2 separate regions of the Homo sapiens genome follow, and region 2 is linked to region 1. Evidence: chromatin contacts called from ENCODE Hi-C or POLR2A ChIA-PET data. All regions are on one chromosome and are shown on one strand. The core of a region is the stretch at or near the end of the contact, and the rest is flanking DNA. Distances in the headings are between cores, read along the strand shown. Region 1 overlaps LINC00673 (long intergenic non-protein coding RNA 673). Region 2 has its middle 32 kb from the start of LINC02003.

The links. A loop is a pair of places that touch in the nucleus more often than their neighbours do. ChIA-PET counts read pairs that join two places held with the same protein, here RNA polymerase II (POLR2A). Pooled maps may share reads with other maps.
Region 2: a pooled map shows a loop between it and region 1 (2.4-fold over the local background). The contact joins two enhancer-like sites. A Hi-C loop is called at or near these places in 4 of 37 single-sample maps with no recorded cell type and 4 of 50 pooled maps. POLR2A ChIA-PET finds 5 or more read pairs at or near these places in 3 of 52 experiments (GM12878, Panc1 and WTC11).

What each region holds. Positions count from the first base shown.
Region 1 is chr17:72,498,089-72,504,387 of GRCh38, forward strand. The region is part of intron 1 of LINC00673 (long intergenic non-protein coding RNA 673); the gene reads right to left. Among named protein-coding and RNA genes, the nearest start is that of LINC00673, 92 kb to the right of the region's middle. Within about 2 kb of position 3,408, at least 12 of the 41 ENCODE cell types and tissues checked have a DNase peak (open chromatin) inside an H3K27ac peak, as active enhancers do.
Region 2 is chr17:72,372,148-72,378,446 of GRCh38, forward strand. No RefSeq gene overlaps it. Among named protein-coding and RNA genes, the nearest start is that of LINC02003, 32 kb to the left of the region's middle. Within about 2 kb of position 2,389, at least 2 of the 41 ENCODE cell types and tissues checked have a DNase peak (open chromatin) inside an H3K27ac peak, as active enhancers do.

The DNA.
Region 1 (6,299 bases), core at 2,158-4,657:
CAGAACAACCACCCAGCCAGGCCTAGACCAAACCCCAGAATCATGGACAAATACAACAGTTGCTGTTTTAAGCCACCATGTTTTGGGATGGTTTGTTACTCAGTAACAGATAACTGATACACTTCCACGAGGCCATGGGTTGTGCTGGAGTGCCCTGGTGATCCATGCCAACAATGGGATCATGCAAAGCTCTGTGCACAGGCAAATATATGTCTATCCTTGGTGATGGGTAGTGTGAACATAAAGAGAAGCCATACAGAGCCACTGCCATCTGCAAGTGCTCCCTCAAGCTACTGGTGCCCAAGCTTGGCACATAGTTGGCACCTAAATAAACATTTGTAAAACGGATGCAGAGCTATCAATCTGATTTTAATGGACTCTAGAGAAGCGTATCCAAAGCTTACTTATTCCTGCAAACCTTCCCAGAAACTTGTAACCTTCAATGTCAGGAAATGTTCTCATAAATCTGACCATACTCCCTGAGGCTCCTGAAGCTCATTTCCTCTTGTCCAGTATGAATGGATAACAGCTGGTCACTATTCCAATATCCACTGACACTGCACCTTCCTCAGCCTTACTGAGTTCTCCTCTCATCAAGAAAGAAGACTACTGCCTTTGCCTCCTTGCAAACTTGATTCTTTTCAACCTTTTCTAGAGAGGTGCTATTTCTGTTTAACAAGAGCCTCCTGGGGATCTTGTTACAATGTGGATTCTGACTCCATAGGTCTGGCATGGAGCCACAGATTGTGCCTTCTATCAAGTTCCCAAATGATGCTGATGTCGCTGGTCCAAGGACTACACTTTGCATGGCTGCCTCATTTTGCAGATAAGGAAACTGAAGTGCAAAGCGAGGAAGGCTCTACCACCAACATCAGAGCCTTAGGCTTGATTGCACAGACCCTTCTGAGTTATGTGACTGAAACCAGTGTGGGAAATCAGAGCAGGTGTTTCTCAGCTATAGTGGCTCTAGAGCAGCTGCTCCCTTGCCATCTAAAGTCAGGTTGGCTACCTTGGAACCATCCAAGAAGCTTCTCAAAATGCAGATTCACAGGCTTTCCTGCTGGAGACTGACTCAATAGACCTGGCCTGTGGCCTTGGGAAATTGTGTTTCCAAAAGAGCTCCACGGGTGATTCTGATGCACAGTGGGTTTGAGATTATTCATCTAGAATACAAGGGAGGCAGTGACCCCACAAGAGTAAGACTCAAAAATATTAGCTCACCAGTATTTATTAAGAGGGTTCTATGCTCTGGGCACTATCCTAATTTAAATCCATATCACTTTTTTTTTTTTTTTTTTTTTTTGAGACGGAGTCTTGCTCCTGTTGCCCAGGCTGGAGTGCAATGGCACAATCTCAGCTCACCACAACCACTGCCTACCAGGTTCAAGTGATTCTCCTGCCTCAGCCTCCTGAGTAGCTGGGATTACAGGCATGCATCACCACACCCGGATACTTTTTGTATTTTTGTAGAGACGGAGTTTCACCATGTTGGCCAGGCTGGTCTTGAACTCCTGACTTCAGGTGATCCGCCTGCCTCAGCCTCCCAAAGTCCTGGAATTACAGGCATGAGCCACCACGCCCAGCCTCGTATCATATGATTTAAACTTCGCTACAACTCCATCTAGTAAGTGCTATCATAAGTCCAAATTTATAGAGGGGAAACCAAGGCACAAAGCAGCTAAATAACTTGGCAAAAGTCACATCCCTACTAAGGGGCTGAGAAAGGGTCAGAAGCCAGTTCGTTTAGCTCCAAAATCCACCTGTTAACCACTATGTTCTCGACCTCTTATCTAAAGTGAAGATAAGCTCCCTGGAAAATCCCAAGAGTAAACTGATTGACAGGAACAGTGTTTCTCAAAGCAGAAGCCGGCAGGCGCGGTGGCTCACGCCTGCAATCCCAGCACTTTGGGAGGCCGAGGCGGGCGGATCACGAGGTCAGAAGATTGAGACCATCCTGGCTAACACGGTGAAACCCGATCTCTACTAAAAATACAAAAAAATTAGCTGGGTGTGGTGGCAGGCACCTGTAGTCCCAGCTACTTGGGAGGCTGAGGCAGGAGAATGGCGTGAACCTGGGAGGCAGAGCTTGCGGTGAGCTGAGATCGCGCCACTGCACTCCAGCCTGGGTGACAGAGCGAGACTCCATCTCAAAAAAATAAATAAATAAATAATCAGAAGCCACACACCACCAGCCCTACAGAACATTAACGCTCACTCCTCGGTGGGGGGAAATGGTAGGAGATGATCTCAGTCAAATTTGGGAACAGAGCTAAACACCTCATGTTCTTACTCATGTGGAAGCTGAAAAAGTAGATCTCATAGGAAGTAAAGAGTAGAACAGAGGTTATTCAAGGCTGGAAAGGGCAGGGGGAAAAGAAGGATGGGGAGAGATTTGTTAAAGGCTATAAAATTATAGATGGACAGGAGAAATACGTTCTAGTGTTCTATACCACTGTAGGATGACTACAGTTAACAATGATATATATTTTGAAATAGCTACAAGAGAGAACATTGAATGTTCCCAACACAGAGAAAGGATAAACGTTTGAGATCATGGATATGCTAATTACCCTGATCTGATCAATATACATTGTATATATCAAAACAACACTAGGTATCCCATACATTTATCTACAATTATTATGTGTCCATTTAAAAATAAATAAATAAGGGCCAGGCGCATTGGCTCACACCTGTAATCCCAGCACTTTGGGAGGCCAAGATAGGTGGATCACTTGAGGTCAGGAGTTTGAGACCAGTCTGGCCAACATGGCAAAACCACATCTCTACTAAAAATACAAAAAAAAAAAAAAAAATTGCCAGGCATGGTGGTGCACACCTGTAATCCCAGCTACTTGGGAGGCTGAGGCAGGAGAATCACTTGAACCCAGGAGGCAGAGGTTGCAGTGAGCCAAGATCATGCCACTGCACTCCAGCCTGGGTGACAGTGTGAGACTCCATCTCAAAGAAAAAAGAAAAAAAGAAAGAAAGAAATAAAAATATAAATAAATAAATAAATAAATGTTAAATGTGGGAAACACTGAGTTAAACCAAACTAGATGGATTCTTCCTATGGAACTTCTCACAGACTTCACCAGCAAGCATAAGCAAATCAATTTCCAAGGGGTGGGGGGTACATTTTGTAACATTCTCCAAATGTACTGGTCTGCAGAATCCCTTTGTCCAAAAGCATCTCAAGACATCATGAGGATGCCAGGAAACTAACTGCCTGTGGGATACGTGGGCCCAAGGCAGTGCTTCTCAAACTTTAATGTACACACACAATACCTGGGACCCTTGTTAAAATGCAGATTCCAATGCCGTAGGTCTGGCTGGGGCTAGAGAGTCTGCATTTCTAGCAAGAGATGCTGGTGTTGCATCACCCTCAGCATGGCAGGGACCTGCAGGACAGCTCTGGCTAGCTCTGGCCCCGCCACCTCCCCAGGCAAGCCTTCTCCCAGCTCAGCACCCCCAGGAGAACAGCCCTTACGCAAACTTCCAGGGCGGTCTGGCCTCTGCTTACCTCCTCAACCCTGGAACTATTCCACAGAGTGCAAGTTTCATCGCAGGCCCCTAGGGAATCCAGACCCTTCTAGAGATCTATCCCTGGGTCCCTACCCCAACCCTTCTCTCTGTCTTCCACGAGCCACACCCCTCCCTGCCCTTGCCTCAGAAAGCCCTCATTCTGAAGGTCAGGTCCACTTAGCGGTCAGCCTCGCTCCCCAGCCGCCCAAGGTGGCTGGGATCAGTGGTGAGGAAGGGAGAGGAGGTGAAAGGAGGATAAGCAGAGAGCAAGGAGGCCCCGTGAGGTCTTGTGACCGACTGGGCCTCCTGGTGCCGCCGAGGTGGCAGTGCCAAAGCGCAGTGCTGGAATACTTGGCCTGTCTCCGGAGCAAACACCCAATCCAAACAGGCCCTAGTGTGTCTCCGAACAGACTGTGTAAATAACGGGGGGAGGAAAAAAAAACCCCAACTGGCCACAGATCCCGCTTTCAAACACATTGAAACAAAATAATCCCTCTCTCCCTCACTCGCTCACTCCCCACTGCTTGCTCTTTTTTTTTTTTTTTTTTTTAAATTTCCACCGGTGCCGAGGCCTCAGTGGAGCCTGGCTGGCGGCTTGTTAGAGCCTGCAGCCTACCTGTCCTGCATAGGAATGAAGCCGGGAGGAGTTACATGATATGCCCTCGTTGCAGGCCGGGGACACAGCTACCGCATTCAGAGACCAGGAAACAGAGCAAAAGCTGTTCTCAGAGTGCGGCTGAGCGAGGAGCTACAGGGGAATGGAGGGGGCCAAGCTGCATGGAAGATTGTCCCATTAACCTGGCTTTTTACCAGGGTGGTCCTCTCCCTAACCCCTAAGAATCACACCCTGCATCCAAACGGCAGCAACCCCAGAAAACGGGCTAAGAACTCCCCCGAACAGAGCTAGATCTAGAAAGCCCAGCACAGGGAGCTGAGCCTGAGCAGCCTCTCTCCAAGGGTGGCTCTGAACTCCACATGTGTGTACAGACAAGGGGGCGACTGGCATGTGGTTTGTTTCTGGTCTTGTAGTCGGTTTGGAATTTTCTAAGTCAGGGTGGGGTGGGGGGACTGTGCACGAGTCATGTGCAGACTGGAACCCATCTCCCCCTCGGTCTGCAAGTTAAAACAATTGGGTTGTCCTTCTCAGCATCTGCCAATGTCTCTTACTCAATCTTGGATCAAAAGGGCGTTGGAGGAGGAGGCTGGGAGGGAAATCCAGACAGTTCTCCGCCTCTGACATCAGGTCCAGCTGTTAGCATCGTGCTGTGGGTCCCTGAACAAGAAGCAAAGTCAGGACTGGTTTGGCCAGGTAGGTGAGGATCCAGTGTTGGGTGATTCTGATCCATGCAGCCCTTAGAGGCGACACAGACGTGAACTGGACATTCTAGGAAGAAAGAGCCGACTGCCGGGTGACCTGTCTAGTTCACATCCACTCACCATTTCCCTCCTCGTTCCTATTCTTAGAAATAAGACTCTGACGCTCTCTTTTATACAGGCTAGTCCCCTATAGGCATGTCATGGTGATTATTTGCAATCCTCCTGACTTTCCTAAGAAGAGATCAGACTTAGCAGGGTTAGTCCTCATAGCCCGAGGCTGGACAGGAAGAGAACTCCATATCCTATGTCCAAGAATATCATCAAATCCTTATGAAGCACCAGTTGTTGTGACGCAATTTTAAAAGACTGGTTCAAAGTGCCTGTCTGAGACTAAGCAGATCTGTGGGTCGAGCCAATGCCACACCCATTGTGGTCTTTAAGCTTCTTTTCCAAATTAAAAAACAAAACAAAACAAAAAAAAACACCTCTTACACATTAATCTCCATTTAACATAGAGTGTCCATGGGGTATACAGTTATGGACTTGGCACTGTATCCAGCAGAGAGCCCAGAGAAATCAAACAATATGATCTTGGCTTTTAAGGATTTATACCTTTGCTGGAAAAGACCCAATTTACCCACCAAAGTTCAATGCCTTTCATTTCTTCAGATCGTACATGTCTGTAACTAAAAGCTCCCCCTTCCTTGAGCAGTCATTACGTACCAGGCACTATACTAAGGGCTTTCTAGGCAGAGGCTCTCACTTCTACAACCACCTTGTACAGTGCAAACCACTACTATCCCATTGCACAGATGGGCACATGGAGGCCTAGGGGACAAGCAACATGACCAGGTCCTACAGCTGCCAAGTGACAGCGTGCAGACCTTGATTCAGGGTGCATGTCATTCCCTTGTGTCTCTTGCAGCACTTACCACCTTCTTTCTACCCGGCAATCAAGCTCGTATTCACCTTCTATCTCTATCAGAGCTCCTAAAGTGCTCTGAGTGCCTTCCTTAGCACCGTATAACCTTGAGACAACGTTTATTGAATAAATGACTTGTAAGAGAGAAAAAGGGAAATTCTACTTATCCCTTTGTTCAAATATTTATTGAGCACCTACTATACGTCTCTCACTCTGCTGGACATGGGACCCAGGTGGTCAATCAGAGGTCCTGGCCTCATGGGCCAAGTCTGGTGAGGCTGATTCCAGAATCACAGAAACAAGTTGCACCCATACCAAGCCCTGCAAAGCACTCACGTGCTCCCTTCAGAACCAGGCAGTGGGGACATGACCGTGAAAGTAGTAGGCTCTGCCATGGAGTTGGGTATCCTCTGAGGGGAGAACAGATCCACAAGAGAGGGAAAAACATGGAATTAAAAATCTCTAATAGTCTAAGGGAAAGGGGGGTTTCTAAAGTCCTCAAGAGGTCAAACTAGCTGGGCGCAGTGGCTCACAC
Region 2 (6,299 bases), core at 1,139-3,638, 130 kb before region 1:
GATGAGAGTCTTCCTCACTGAAGGCAAGGTGATGGCTGGAAGGGTGAACCCCAGAGGCAGGCCGCTCGGGACACAGTGGCCTTCAGCGGGCAGGGGCATGAGGACAAGCAAGTAAGCCACCAAAGGGCAGCTCTCCAGGCCTGCAAAGAGCGAGATGCCGACTCGGCTTGGCGACCTTCCCAGGGGATGAGACAGTGCAAACCTCAAGGCCTGTGGTGTTATTCCAGACGCCAGGCTGAGCTTCCCTCCACCATCACATTAAGGCTCAGCTGTGCCCAGAGAATGTGTCTGCACACGGCGAAGGGCCACCTCCCAGCCCCAGCCAGCCACCCAGGAGCAACAGGCTTGACTTTCAACCTGATCCTGTGACTAAATGCAGGCCCAGGCCAGACTTCTCCCAGGGGAAGACCAGACATAACTTGGTCACTTGGCTCCAAAGGAGTCCTGTGGAATACGGTCTTATGAAAGAGGGTCTGTGATAACCGCCTGGGGGTGCGTGGATGCAAAGCACAGAATTTCTTGGTGGGAGCGGGAGGATCTGCAGGACATGAGACAATTTACTCCTTGCTTGTTACATGTGGCAGATGCTTTACCAGGTACTTCCCATGGTTTAGTTCAGATCCTCTGAATCACACTGAAAAGTATGATTTGTTCTCAGTTTTCAGATGGAGGAAACGAGACCTGGAGAGGCTCAGTCACCTGCCTAAGGCCACCCAGCCCAAGTGATAGCACTGAGTTCAGAGGCTGGTGTGTCTGACCCCAGCATCCCTGCTCTCCTGAGACATAATCTGGCCTGAATGAAAGCACCTCTTCCAACTTACTCCATTTCAATTAGATAGAAAAGCTTTTCCAGCCAGGAACAGTGGCTCATGCCTGTAATCCCAGCACTTTGGGAGGCCAAGGCAGGCAGATCACGAGGTCAAGAGATCGAGAACATCCTGGCCAACATGGTAAAACCCCATCTCTAGTAAAAATACAAAAATTAGCTGGGTGTGGTGGCACACACCTGTAGTCCCAGCTACTTGGGAGGCTGAGGCAGAAGAATTGCTTGAACCTGGGAGGTGAAGGTTGCAGTGAGCTGAGATAGTGCCACTGCACTCCAGTCTGGCAACACAGTGAGACTCTGTCTCAAAAAAAAAAAAAAGAAAGAAAAGAAAAGAAAAAGAAAAAAAAGGAAAGCTTTTCCAATTATCCTAGGGACAGAGCTTGAGAGAGGACAGGGACAGGAAGCTGAGAGCTGGGACAAGGCTCTTCAATGCAGTCAGTTCAGCTCAGCCATGGGACACCATGCTTGGGGTATGGGGAGGATGATGGAGGGCCCACAAGAAGAAGAAAGTGGTACCTGGAGAGTGGGCTCCTGATATGGTTTGGCTCTGTGTCCCCACCCAAATCTCATCTTGAGTTGTAATTTCCAGGTGTTGAGGGAGATACCTGGTTCAAGGTGATTGAATCACAGGGGTGGTTTCCCCTGTACTGTTCTTGTGATAGTGACTTCTTACAAGAGCTGATGGTTTTAAAAGGGGCTCTTCCCCCCTCACTCTCTTCTCTCTCCTGCTGCCATGTAAAGAAGGTCCTTGCTTCCCCTTCCGCCATGACTGTAAGTTTCCTGAGGCCTCCCCAGCCATGTGGAACGGTGAGTCAATTAAACCTCTTTCCTTTATAAATTACCCAGTCTCAGGTATTTCTTTATAGCAGTGTGAAAATAAACTAATACAGCTCCCTATCTCAGCCAGCTGTCTTCACCAGAACCTCCTTTCTGAGATGCAGAGAGGACCTCCCAGGGGGCAGGCACCTTTGTGCACCCAACTAAAGCCTCTGGCCCCCAGGTTCCATATCCCACATCCTGCCAGCTCCTGGGAGCCAGGCAGCAGCCTCTCCACCCCCCTTGGAGGTGGCTGGGAACACTGGTGCCTGGCTCAGGGAGGCTCCTGGAAGCCCTGGTTATGGCTCACTGCACTCAGCCGTCGGATTAAAGGGGCTCAGAGTGAGGACAGCCTGCACGGCTGGGCCTGCTGGGCTCCCCTGGAGCAAAGCCAGGCAGCCCTTCCTTCCTCTGGGCTGGCCGGTGGGGCACCAGGCAGCTTGAAGGAGCTGTGGACAGAAAACAGAAGCTGAGTTGGCCTCAACCTTTCCATCCAGCTGCCACATAGGGCAGGGCTCCTCGGGAGCTGGAGGTGGCCTTTCCCAGGGGTTGGAGCCCCTGGATGGGGTGTTCTGGCCCAGCCCACTGGGGTGTTGCCCTGCTTGGCGGACAGCGTCCCACCCGGGTCTTGTTTAGAGTGAATCACTTGGAAAGAGACCTGTAACTGTATCCTGCAGGAAATCACAGGCTGGAAGCCAGAAAGAAACCAGGTCAAGCTTCATGGAATCAGGCCACCAGGAAGAAAGGCAAGGAGCCCAACATTTATGGAGTGTCTTCTCCATGCTGGGCACACTCAGCAAATGCAATGTGGCCCTTGTCCAGGGAGGTCGGGCTGAACCTCGTTTTGCAAATGGACCAAGACGATAAGTGATTTGGGGGCGGTTTAAATAAGCAGCAGGTGGCATAGCTGGGATGCAAACCCAGGTGTGCCTCACTCAAAGATCGATCAGTACACCACCAGTCACACCCAAGTCCACCCATTAATAATGCGGAGGTGGCCTCTCCTCACCGGCACCCTCCTCCAAACCCCAACTTAGGAGCATAGCAGCAGAGAGCATGGAAGCTCTTGGAGGCCCCTCGCTATATAAGGTGGTGTAGTCTGGGGGTCAAAAGCATGCAACCCAGCTTTGAGTCCTGTCTCTGCACCTATGAGCTGTGTGACACTGGGCAAGTGTCTGAAATGAGGGATTCTGCATAATGTTTAGGAACATAGCAAGTGTTTCGCATATTTAGCTATTATTATTATCATCAGTATGGATATTGAATCTCAAAGACCCAGCTGGTGGCACCAGGCCTTCCCTTACCAAATCCCCTCCCTCTAAACCCCAACCAAGGAGCAGGTTTCCCAGCAGGTTGCAGATCCCTCAGGACAGCTCTGCAGAGGGAGTGAGACCAGCAAGAGAGGAGGGGCTCAGTGATTGAAAATAAACACTCCTCAGCAGACCACCCACTTCATCTCCCACCCCTCCCACTGTGAGCGGAGCAGCGGGGAGAGAACACAGATTCCTCCACCTAAGTTGAGTCAAGGCAAGCATGTTTCTCTTTTTCAGAGGAGAGGAGACCACGTGAAGTCAAACACAAGCACCCCAAACTACCTCCTTGCCCCATCTCTCAGGTGCAGCCCCACCTGATGCACCTGGGGAGGAGTTAAGAGCTGGGAAACAGATCATCACAGGCTGGGAAGCCAGAGGTGGGCACGGAGCACACAGAGGGGTTCTCCATGCAAAGACACATGCACACTCCTGTCCAATGGCTCCTCAGCTCAAATGCCCTGGCCTGTGGGTGAACCACGCCACCATCTGAACTTCCCCCCAGGACAGGGCCCACATGGCCTGGGGGACTCTAAAAAAGAACTTGGCATCAGATCCTCTTCAGGTCCCTAGAGACTGGACCCTTCTTATAGCTCCTGCCTGCGTCGCACCCAGACCATCTTGGGATGTTGAAAGTCCACTGTATTTGGAAAGACAACAGCACCTTTTCCTCTTTAATCCCCCACTGGCCTCGGTCAGAATGCAGAGTTTTTGCAGGTCTCTCAGTTTTTGTTTTGTTTTTGTTTTTGTTTTGAGATGGAGTCTTGCTCTGTCGCCCAGGCCAAAGTGCAGAGGTGCGATCTCGGCTCACTGCAATCTCTGCCTCCCAGGTTCGAGCAATTCTCCTGCCTCAGCCTCCCGAGTAGCTGGGATTACAGGCACGAATCACCACACCTGGCTTATTTTTGTATTTTTAGTAGAGACAGGGTTTCACCATGTTGGCCAGGCTGGTCTCGAACTCCTGACTTCAGGTGATCCGCCTACCTTGGCCTCCTAAAGTGCTGGGATTACAGGCGTGAGCCACCGTGCCCAGCTAGGTATCTCAGTTTTAATACTGAACCCACTCTCCCTCCATGGAAGCGTCTGTCTGCGTACTCTGAAGACCCCATGTTGCAGCCATGATTCCTGCCCCCTCTTAGATGTTCGTAACACGGTGGTCTCGGAACACCCCCTCTCCAGCAGCTCCCAACCAACACCCATGGGTGCCATCCAGGCAGCAAGCTCCACTCAAGCTGGGGCTCACCAGAACGAGTTTGCATCCAATTCTCAAGCCTCAACTCTTCAGCTTTGTTTCCACCCTTCACCACTCCCCACAGCATGCAAATAATACCGCATTTTATATGGAAAACACTAAAATAAGATCACACCTTTTAAAAGATATTTCCACCTCGCAGCCTGAAATCAGACTTCACCTTTCTCCCATTCCTCACAACCACCAGGCCAGCCCCCTCCCCTCACACACGCGCATGCACACACACACACGCACTCACACACTCACACACACCCGTTTCACTACCAGACTTCCCTAAGCCACTTTAATTGAAAAGGCATGATTTAGACTAATTGACAGCAGATGGGTTCGGTTGCAAAATGCAGAGAAGCATTTGTTGAACATGATTTACAGCAACGAGGCAAAACTTTCTCCTTTTTATATCTTTCTCTGAGCTCCATGGCCAGAACAGCTCAGCAGAAATGAGAGGAGAAAAAAAAGTAATTAGTGTTTAATTTTTTAACAATTTTTAACTCCCTTTTTAATTGCTTTACATAAACCTGTCCTAGAATTTTACAGCCTTCAAATCTCTGTCTAAGTCTGGTCCTTGTTTCTGGTTTTAATTACAGGGAGGCTTGTCTGGCACATTAAATTAGAAGAAAAAAAAAAGCACACACAATTTCAGAACTATTTTGCTGTTGGACTCTCGACTGAACATCTAATATTTCAGCGTGCGAATGGGAAGGCACTGCCCGGGAGGGCTTTGGTAGGAGCAGACGTGGACCCAAGGGCTTCTGCAGCATTGTTGCATCGACCCAAAACTGTCTCTTAATGTTACGAGGAGGGAAAGAGCAGTCAGGATACAGTATCTGATGGGCCGTAGTGGCCCCTGGATGCTCAGCACTGCTTTGAATGCAGCTAGTTTCCTAGAACGGCTGTGTGCAGACTTTTGCAGGCTTTGGTCAGGCTGTAAGCTCTTATTTTTAAGCCAGGCCATCGATCTCATGCTCACTTCTCAGCAGTCCCTTTTAAGCAGGATAGTAACCAGAAAGAAGCACTGTGTGGAGAATACCAAGCGGATGGGTCTCCCCAGTGCAGGGTTCGTACGAGGGGAGAGTCAGGGCAGCAGATTCAGGGCACACGATGGAGGACCAGGTGGCCATCTGCATCTGAGTCTGCATCTTCCTTGCAGGGAGAGAGGGCTTGCACCTGGACTTGTATGAACCAATGGAATCTTCTGTGCTGTCCAACATGGTAGCCACCAGCATATATGTGGCTATTTAAATGTACATGAATGAATATTCAATACAATTTTGAATTATCTTGCTCGGTTGCATGAGCCACATTTCAACAGCTCAATAGCCTCAGGAGGCTAGTGGCGACGTAACATATCCAATAGCACAGATATGAGACATTTCCATCACCAAGGAAAGTTCTATTGGACAGGGATGCCCTAGACCCTTGCTATTGAAAGTGTGTTCTGTGGCTAGGCCCTCTGCATCCCCCAGGAGCTGGTTAGAAATGCAAGATCACAGGCCTCACCCAGGCTTACTGACTCAGAATCTGCATGGTAACAAGACCCCCAGTGATCCAAGTACACATTATAGCGTATGTCCCGCTAGCTCGTGAGGATGAAAGTCTCAGAAGCTCCCCCACCCCGTAGCCTAGAATAACCTTTCCAACTTGCAGATTGCATATGACCCTCTGGGTTGGGGATTATGGTCAATTTCTCCTTTTTCAGCTTGTTTGTGTCTTCTGGATTTCTGCAGTTACCTTTACTTCCTCAAAAAAGAAAGCCTGGCCAGGCAGAGTGGCTCATGCCTGTAATCCCAGCACTTTGGGAGGCCAAGGCAGGAGGATCCTTGAAGGCCAGGAGTTCGAGACCAGCCTGGGAAACATAGCAAGAACCCCCTTCTCGCCAAAAAAGAGTTTTGAAAACTAGCCAGGTGTGGTGGTGTGTGCCTGTTGTCCCAGCTACTCGGGAGACTGAGGCAGGAGGATCATCACTTGAGCCCAGGAGGTTGAGGCTGCAGTCAACTATAATCGTGCCACTGCACTCCAGCCTGGGGAACGAAGCAAGACCTTGAAAAGAGAGAAAGAGAGAGGAAGGAAGGAAGGAAGGAAGGAAGGAAGGAAG